Regions from separate parts of the Homo sapiens genome. Here region 1 is linked to region 2. The links are chromatin loops, found by intact Hi-C in ENCODE. Cell type or tissue: GM12878. All regions are shown on one strand. Region 1 has its middle 15 kb from the start of TNFSF4. Region 2 overlaps LOC100506023 (a long non-coding RNA gene).

Evidence for each region. Peaks named below come from ENCODE experiments on the same cell type or tissue, not always from the same donor. Only the 100,000 strongest peaks of a DNase experiment are listed, where the experiment ranks them.
Region 1: it touches region 2 in a loop (4-fold over the local background); 1 of 110 quality-filtered maps calls a loop at or near these places.

Annotation. Positions count from the first base shown.
Region 1 is chr1:173,219,395-173,224,394 of GRCh38, reverse strand. It overlaps a transcript of TNFSF4 not described here. Among named protein-coding and RNA genes, the nearest start is that of TNFSF4, 15 kb to the right of the region's middle. In GM12878, no CTCF peak of the experiment used is centred here; a DNase peak (open chromatin) is centred at 2,036.
Region 2 is chr1:173,328,243-173,333,242 of GRCh38, reverse strand. The region is part of intron 2 of LOC100506023 (a long non-coding RNA gene); the gene reads left to right. It also overlaps a transcript of TNFSF4 not described here. Among named protein-coding and RNA genes, the nearest start is that of TNFSF4, 120 kb to the right of the region's middle. In GM12878, no CTCF peak of the experiment used is centred here; a DNase peak (open chromatin) is centred at 1,882; H3K4me3 peaks cover 442 bases; H3K27ac peaks cover 3,533 bases.

The DNA.
Region 1 (5,000 bases), 110 kb after region 2:
CTTCTAATTCCCACTCTGCAGGGATTAAATTAGATCATGAATATACAGTATTCCACACAGGGCTGGAGTACCAGTGAGTGCTTTTAGAAAATGTTTGTTTCCTTCCTCATCACTTACCCACACTCGTTTATTTCTTTATTCCTGAGCGTACATCTAGTCTTCTAGTTTTGTGTTTGTGCATGGAATAGGGCAATGGACACTTACTAGGATGTCTGGATAGTTCTGATGTAACCTGTTGGCACAGCTTTGTTATGATCTTCCCTTTCTGAAAATGTCCTATGTTTGGACAATAAATTACCCTAGTGCTGCTTAGGGCCTTTTACTCTCTAGTCTAGTGGGTCTGGTGTGATCCTAGGCTTCCTTTTCTGAGGAGGAAATCACCTGGGGGCTTTGGGCTAGAGCATGTCCTTGCAGCGTTACTGCTGAGTTGACAGGCATCCCCTAGGCAACCCCCCGGGTGTATGTCTTCTTCATCATCTGGGGGTCCCCAGGATTAACTGTCCCACGTTCTGCTTTCGGCCACCACCCATTCTTTCCCCTGGGGTTTCTCTCCTTTGCCTGGAGCTCTTGCTGGAACAAGATACGAGGCGTGATAGAGTTTCCCCCACCCCCTTCTTTCCTACTCGTTTGAATTGTACAAAACAATACACTCTTTTTCTGGTTGTGTAGGTTTCTAAGATATGTCTAGGAAAAGGAAGACAGGGCAACAAAGTAATACACAAGGAAAAGTTCCAACTCTTTATGACATTAAAAGTTATCCTAACCTTCGTAGGCATTTGAATAGAACTAGAGTTGGTCTTTCTTGGCCCTCTTCACTGATTCGTCTCTTCCAGTGAACTTCTGAAATCCACCTTTACCTGATTGTCTTTTCCCTCTATTTTTATTCTTGGGACTTTATGCAATGGTTTCCCTCACTATTTTCTTTAGCTTATTTTTTTTGGGGGGGCGGGTGGACTTAGGTACTCAATAAATATTCTTTTCTAGAGTGGTGGTAAGCAATAGAAATGAATTGAAATGGAACAAAGTTGTGACTGAGAATTTTAAGGAAATGTTCATTGCTACCAGAAAGAAACCCTGGTCCAGCCAGAATGAAACTCCAGATAATAATATAACAAGTGTAAATGCTTGTTAAAAGCTGTATGCCAGGTACTTTACATGCATTATCTCATCCTCTCACAGCAACCCTGTGAATTGAGGTACTAGTTACAGTCATTACACTCTTTCCCACATTTATTAATAAGAAAATTAAGGCTTAAAAAAGTTAGATAATTTGCCCAGTTACTTCCATAATTCTTCCATTATGGCTGAAAAGCTTGAGGCAAGCTGGGATTCAGATTCAGCCAGCCTGTCTCCAAAGCTCTTGCTCTTAACCATTACATTAGACTGTCTCCCCAGACTGCAGGAACCAGAGACTCCACCCAGAGGTGTAGCCCTGCTTGAACTGGAGAAAGCCTTGTCAAGGATGGGCCTTTGTCTGGGGTAAGAGTGGGCCCTATATTACTGAAAAGAGGCATTACAATTTGATGATTCATTTCTACATGTCTCACCATGGTCTTGCTTTTACCCCACTTCCTCTGATAGCTTTTTGTACCAGTTTTAACGATCATATTTTCATTTCACCTTTAATAGCTATTAAAAAGACACCATTATGGTGACTAATCAGAAGGATCACCCTCCTTCCAACCTTAGTGGGCACTCATTTTTCATTGTAGTTCATTCTTGCCAAAGTATGTACTGTGACAGAGGAGAGACCATATCACAAAGGTATTCATATGTTAGGATGTACTTTGCTTGATGGAAGAGGCTGCTGCACCTATGAGGGCCCAGGGAAGGAAATTTGTATGCATTTAACCTAAAACCTCTAAATCTTGCTAATTTTAAACCAGTCCTTCCTCTGAGGTCAGTCTTGGGGAAATGCTCTTGAATACTCCCAACCTTTGGCCTTCCAGTATCAAGATCTCAATTGCCTGATTGTATCGTGTGTGGTTATTTTTCTTTATTGATGCAACTAACTTTCCCTGATTAAGGTTGGGACTTTTTCCCTTTGTCATTTCAGACCGTTTTGGTGAAGTTTTCATATCTTGTCTTTTGCCTCAAATGTTTCCTTTACTTAGTCAGGCTTTATTTTAGGTTTCATTTAGTACTCCCTACCCACCCACCCATGGGAGAGTACCCATTATAGGAGACCAAGGTTTTCATTCTGATCTGTAGTCAAAATAATAAGAAGTAAGACAAGGACCACACACTGGTGATCTATTGGAGGGAGAAAATATACCTCCTTGATGAGTTCTTTTAGTTGGAGTAAATCCAGGATTATAATGCTACTGTAGCTTTGGAGATGACTGACTATAAGAATAGCTAATATTTATTGAACACTTATTGTATGCTATGCCATGCACATTGCCTGCTTTGCCTCACTTAACCCTTACATAAAGCCTTGACAAGAAAACTTCCAACTTTAAGAGGAGAAAAATCAAGGTTTAGAGAAATTAAGTGACTTGCTCAAGGGTCATACAACTAGTAAATAGTGGCCCTAGGATTAGGATTCAGCAACCTTAACCTCTATGCTACTGTGTAAAGAAAAATATCACATAAAATGAGTTAGCCAAGTGACCAAGGCCAAGTTGCATAACCTCTCTGTGCTTTAGTTTCCTTGTCTATAAAATGAGTAAAAGAAAATGACTCTTGGATAATTATTGTGGTGCTTATATGAGGAGCTGTGCAAAACTGAGCTCTTCATTTGCAAACTGCCTCTCCCTATCTGCTCCTCTTTGGTCTTCCCCTTAATCTCAGTCAATGGCACCACCACACAGTTACTCAGCCCAATGATGTACAAGTTATCGTTGATGCCTTAATTTCCATTACTTACCGTATCTAATCCAGTAAGTCTTATTGCTCTGCCTCCAAAGTATATCCCAGATCTGATAATTCGTCACCCTCTTTTGCCATGGCCTAGAAGTCAAGGCACTTTACATCTTATCTGGGCCACTTTACATCTTATCTGAGAGTCCTTTAACTCATCTCTCTGCTTTAACTCCTATTCCATTGTGGTCTGTTTTGCCACGCAAAAGCCAACTGGCTTTTAAAAACATGAATCTGAAATCACTCTCCTAATTGAAACCTTCCAATGGCTTTCCGTAAAATTCATGATCCAAAGGCTCCATTCAGTCTAGCCCCTGCCTACTTGTTAATGCTATGGCCTATTACTTAGTTGTCCTCACACCTGCTTTACTCTGCTGTAGCCACTTTCTTTTCTTCAGGCATGCCAAAGTTGTTTTTGTCTTAGGCTTTCAGACTTACCAATACCAGCCCTACTGCCTAGAATGTTCTTCCTTCCCCTAGCTCTTTCCCTGACTGACCCATGTGAAGGCTTTGCTCCACTATCATCTCCACAGAGAGGCCTTTGATGGCCCAATCAAAGTGATGCCCCTTCTTGTCCCTGTCTATTTCATTACTCTGTGGGTTTTGGGTTTGTTTATTTTATTTTTTTTGGTGAGTGTGAGTATGTGGGTCACAGCATTTAACCACTTTTTAATTGTCTTCGTCAGTTCAGGCAGCTATAACAGAATCCTATAGTTTGGGTGGCTTAAACAACATTTATATTTCATAGTTCTGGAGAACTAGGAAGTTCAATATCAAGGTGCCAGAAGATTCATTGTCTGGTGAGGGCCTTCGTCCAGATTTGTAGATAGCCACCTTCTTGCTGTATCCTCACATGGCAGAGGGATCATCTTTCTTGTGTCTTTTCTAGTAAGGGCACTAAGTTCATCATGGCACCCCCACCCTCATGACCTAATTACATACCAAAGCCTCCAAATACCATCACATTGGGGATTAAGGCTTCCACATATGAATTTTTGGAGAACATAAATATTCAGTCCATAACACTAAGATTATTCATTTTTCTGTGCATACAGTTATTGTCTATTTTCTCCAACAGGAATATAAACTCTAAGAGAGTAGGCACTGTATTTGCTCTTTAGGAGGAACTGAATAAATAGTTTTTAGTAATGAAAAAATGTGCAAATGAGCAAAGTAAGCAAAATTCAAAGCTTGTGTGCAGTACCTACCTATGTTTAAAACAGGTTAATTTCCTTTATCTTTTAACTGCTCCTTGAGTTTTTGCTAAGAGAAATATTCTGAGCCCTGAGATCCAATTCAGTTTTATCTGGGGGCTCAGAGTAGCAGAAGAAATTTTGCTTTTTTTTAAAAAAAACTTTATTTTCATCAAGAGAACGATATTTGAAGGTTGCTGAGTTTCTACTGCAAAGAAACCACTTTGAATAAAATCCCTTTGTTTTGGGAAGGTGAATAGATTTTTTTTTTAGTCTTTACAATTTTTTTTTATTTTAATAGGTTTTTGGGGAACAGGTTTTGTTTGGTTACATGGATAAGTTCTGTAGTGGCAATTTCTGAGACTTTGGTGCACCCATCACCCGAGCAGTGTACGCTGTACCCAATGTTTAGTCTTTTATCCCTCAGCCCCTCCCACCATTTCCCTTGAGTCCTCAAAGTCCATTGTATCATTCTTATGCCATTGCATCCTCAAAGCTTAGCTCCCACTTATGAGCAAGAACATACAATGTTTGGTTTTCCATTCCTGGGTTAGTTCACTTATAATAATGGCCTCTAATTTCATCCAGATTGCTGCAAATGCCATTATTTCATTCATTTTTATGGCTGAGTAGTATTGCATGGTGTGTGTGTGTGTGTGTGTGTGTGTGTATCACAATTTCTTTATCCACTTGTTGATTGATGGGCATTTGAGCTGGTTCCATATTTTTGCAGTTGTGAATTGTGCTGCTATAAACATGTGTGTCCAAGTGTCTTTTTCATATAATGACTTCTTTTCCTGTGGGGAGATACCCAGTAGTGAGATTGTTGGATCAAATGGTAGTTCTACTTTTAGTTCTTTACGGAATCTCTACTAGTTTACATTCCCACCAGCAGTGTAAAAGTGTCCCCTTTTCACTACATTCAAGCCAACAAAACAGATGATC
Region 2 (5,000 bases):
TTCATCCAGAAACACCCTCACAGACACACCCAGAATAAGGCTTGCCAAAATGCCTGTGTACCCTGTGTCAAGTCATATTGAAACATACAGTTAACTACACCTATCCTAGCCACCCTTCCTTTGTTGCCCCTTGTGTCCTGAAGGCCTTTCCATTTCTTCTGATCCATGTCTTTATCCTGGCCACTGCGTGATATCGCATGTAATTTTGAATGAACAGAATTGTCTGGGATTCTTTACTGGTTGTTTGTGTTGTGTCATTTACTAAATTCTAAACTTGTATATGGTGATGGCAGAGATTTTATTTACTAAACAGGAGATGTATATTTTCTATATCCTCCTCAATGGAAAGCAGGTGGATGTGCAACAAATGTTTATTTATGTATTTATTTATTTTTTTGAGATGGAGTCTTGCTCTGTCACCCAGGCTGGAGTGCAGTGGCCTGATCTTGGCTTACTGCCTCCCGGGTTCAAGTGATTCTCCTGCCTCAGCCTCCTGAGTAGCTGGGACTGCAGGTGCGTGCCACCACGCATGGTTAATTTTTTGTATTTTTAGTAGAGATGGGATTTCACCATATTGGTCAGGCAAGTCTTGAACTCCTGACCTCGTGATCCACCCGCCTTGGCCTCCCAAAGTGCTGGGATTACAGGCATGAGCCACCGCACCTGGCCCAACAGATGTTTATTTTATTTAATTAATTAATTTATTTATTTTGAGACAGAGTCTTGCTCTATCACCCAGGCTGGAGTGCAATGGCACAGTCTCAGCTCACTGCATCCTCCGCCTCCTGGGTTCAAGCAATTCTCCTGCCTCAGCCTCCTGAGTAGCTACATGTTCAATCCATTTGGAGAGTATGTTTTCAACCAGCTGGTTTCCCTGGAAGGCAGCTAGGGAAAGTGAGTGTTAGTAAGTTTGAGTCAGACAAGGGTTTGTTAGTCTTCCCCTCAGCCCTTGTGCAGCAACTCACTCCTCGGGCTGTGGGCCATGACAGAAAGGGAAGGACTACTTTGCTTCCTCACTCTTGCTGAGTGAGAGCAGCTGGATCAGAGGACAGTGAACGTCTGCTCAGGATTACAGTCATTCAGGCATACCTAGGAGATGTCCCTAGGCCCCAGACATTGCTTGAGAAGCTGGGAGTAGCTTACATTTGTCTGAGGCAGGGTTTCTTAACCTTATCACTATTGGCATTTGGGCTGGGTAATTTTTTTGTTGTAAGAAGCTGTCCTGTACATTGTAGGATGTTTGGCAGCACCCCTGGCCTGGACCACTTACTAGATGCCAAGTAGCACCTGCACTCTGAGATATGACAACCAAAAATGTCTCCAGATATTGGCCAATATGTCCTGGGAACAAAAGCATTTGAGAACCACTGATCTTGAGCTTTGTTATTTGCAAAGAAGTTTCACCTATGTTATCATGTCTGAGAGGCATTATAGCTCTGTAAATCAGGCAGAAATCTGTTCTTTTCTCTATTTTACACAGCTGGACAAGTTGCAGGAAAAGAAATAGAACTCATGTCTTCTGACTGCAAACTTTTTCTCTTTATCTTAAGGCTCCTAGAGATAAGTAAGTAAAAGTGATAGTAACTTGCCCCCTGAAGGAGATGCCAATTTTGAGTTGAAGAACAAAAATCTTTGTTAAATTCCAAAAGTTTTGATGAAGGGACACCATTAATCACTTTGCTCTTTTCATGTGTTGGCTCTTAACTTTATTTTGATGAACTTTCATTTAGTCCTTTTGAAAGGAAAGTAGTTTAGATTTCCTTTCTGAAGTGTCTAGTTTTATTTTTGACTACTAAGGTTTCCAAATCTTTCATGTCCTAATTAAATGTGTTCACTTCCTCTTGAAGATGCGTCATTGTGATAACAGTGTGTATGTACCTTCCCAGTGGTGTTTTCCAAGAAAACCAAAATACAATACTGCTTTTAAAAACAGAAGTTTGCAGTAATTGTTACTGAGACTCGATCAGAAAACTGGAAGTACTGAAATACGAATTCGAAAGGCACAACATTCTGAGACTATACATCTTTTACTTTCTGGGTTTTGAAAAGAGGAAAGAAGGCTGGGTGCAGTGGCCGATGCCTGTAATCCTAGCACTTTGGGAGGCCAAGGCGGGTGGATCACCTGAGGTCAGGAGTTCGAGATCAGCCTGGCCAACATGGTGAAACCCCGTCTCCACTAAAAATACAAAAATTAGCCTGGCATGGTGGTGGGCGCCTGTAATCCCAGCTACTCAGGAGGCTGCAGCAGGAGAATTGCTTGAACCTGGGAGGTGGAGGTTGCAGTGAGCCGAGATCGCGCCATTGCACTCCAGCCTGGGCAACAAGAGCGAAACTCTGTCTCAAAAAAAAAAAAAAAAGATAAGAAAAGAAAAGAAGAAAGAAGCATATTATTTTAAATTGGCATCTGAAGGTAAAGAAGTAAAATTTGCTAAATAGGGGTAAGAATATACTGAAGTTTGACATTTTAACTAGATTAAAATACATTTTTTCTATCTATATTTCTTCTCCTTTGCAATGCACTTTCACTATGCTTAGATATCAGATTTAAAATTTATAATTTTGGAACCACATTGCTAGTCATAATTATAATTATTAATATCCAGTTAGGACCTACTTTGTGCTCTACTGTATTTCAGGAGCTTCAGTTTTTCAGGGAGGCAGAGTGCTGAAGCACAGGATATGACTAAGCAAGTTGGCAACATCTGCTTTTTCTGTTAGAAAATGCTTTGACCTTTTCCAGATGCTGGACATTTTGCAAATTATGTAGCCTCTTTGAACCTCAGTTTTATCACTTATAAAATTAGGTATTAATTATTTTGTGAAGACTAATGAAAAAATTATGTGCAACCATATTAATATTAACTTAGTATTAATATTAATAATTTATTAACAAAACATATATAACAATATATAATATACCATTAATATTGTCAATTAATATTTAGTATTAAAATTGTGATGTGATATAAAAAATAATAAAAATTAGTGAAAGCATTATTAATACCAATATTAATTAACATGAATGGTAATCATTATTTTTGAGTATGTTGAATTGCTTTTGAACAGTTATGAACATTTCTGGCCAACAAAGTGGGTTGCTATTTGAGGAGTTCCCTATTTTTCTCCAAATTGGACTTATTTATTTTTTGTGTTTTTAATTTGTGGTTTTATTTTTGAAAGTACCAGTGTTACTCCCCTATGGCCTGAACAAATCCTATGGACAGGAGCTGATCTGTTTACATTACACAAATATGACCGAAGAAAGGGTAGAGTTTATGCATCACTGATTATGCTTATTTTGGGAAAAATGTCTAGACCACAGGTGATGACACTGGCATTTTTAAGGAAGTGCATAACTAAATTGTTGAGTCTGGTATATCTCAGTAAAATGTTCCTGCATTTTTTTTTTCTTTTTTTGTGGTTGAGACTCAAATGTCTCATGGTTAAAAAAAACCATATTTCTTCTTGAAATTTCTTAGTAGCAACACAGAAGGCTGTTTACAGATAACAGAACCTATCCTACGGCCTAATATTTATTGGGTCTCAATAATTGCCTATTGAACTGAAGAAGGTGCTCATATTACATGAAGTTTGTTACAGTTGTTAAATTTGTTTTCCACTTGTATATGAGGTGAAAAAAATCCCCTAAAACCCTGCTCTAATAGACAACTATATCTAATTTTGCATTGCTTTTCTTTTTTTTGGTATTTTATATAGCCGCAGTACATTCTCTGTTTTCACTCTCCTTTTGTAGTTGGCCCTCCTTAACCATGGGCTTTGCATCTGTTGATTCAACCAACTGCAGATAAAAAGTATTTTAAAAAATTGCATCTGCACTGAACATGTACAGGCTATTTTTCCTTGTCATCATTCCCTAGACAATACAGCATAACAAGTATTTACATAAAATTTCCATTGTATTAGGTAGTATAGGTAATCTAGACATGATTTAAAGTATATGAGAGGATGTGCATACGTTATATGCAAATACAATGTCATTTTATATAAAGGACTTGAGCATGTGTGAATTCTGGTATCAGTGGGAGGTCCTGGAACAAATCCCCAAAGGATACCTAGGGACAGCTGTACTTTAATATTACAACATAAGCAGTTTTGTTGTTCTTTCAGGCATAATTTTAAAAAGATGCATAATAGTTTATTTAGTAGATACCCTATACTTTCTATAATTGTTTACCTGTTATTGGGAACTTGTGTTGCTTTCCAATATTTTAATGTTACAAAAATGCTGCAGTGAACATATTTACATAGAAGGCAATTTTCAATAGTATTTCATAATCCTTACTTAAAATGGCTTTCCACGTGTGGTGGAATTACTGGGCCAAAGGGCACAAGACATTTTTAAGGTACAAAACATTTTTTTTTTCTGAAGCACAAAAGTTTCTAATTTGATTTAAATTGAGGTTCAATTTATCTATTTTTTTTCTTTAGTTGTTTGGGCTTTTGGTGTCATAACACAGAGAAAAATGGACAAATCCAAAGTCATGGCAAAATAAATCTACGTTTTCGTCTAGCAGTTTTATTTATTTTTATTTTTTTAAAATTTTACTTTAAGTTCTGGGATGCATGTGCAGAATGTGCAGGTTTGTTACATAGGTATACATGTGCCATGGTGGTTTGCTGCACCTATCAACCCATCATCTAGGGTTTTTTTTTTGGGGGGGGGTAAACTTTTTTTTTTATTACGAAGATAAACTTTGTATTTTTTTATTTTATTATTATTATACTTTAAGTTTTAGGGTACATGTGCACAACGTGCAGGTTTGTTACATATGTATACATGTGCCATGTTAGTGTGCTGCACCCATTAACTCGTCATTTAGCATTACCTATATCTCCTAATGCTATCCCTCCCCCCTCCCCCGACCCCACAACAGTCCCCAGTGTGTGATGTTCCCCTTCCTGTGTCCATGTGTTCTTATTGTTCAATTCCCACCTATGAGTGAGAACATGCGGTGTTTGGTTTTTTGTCTTTGCAATAG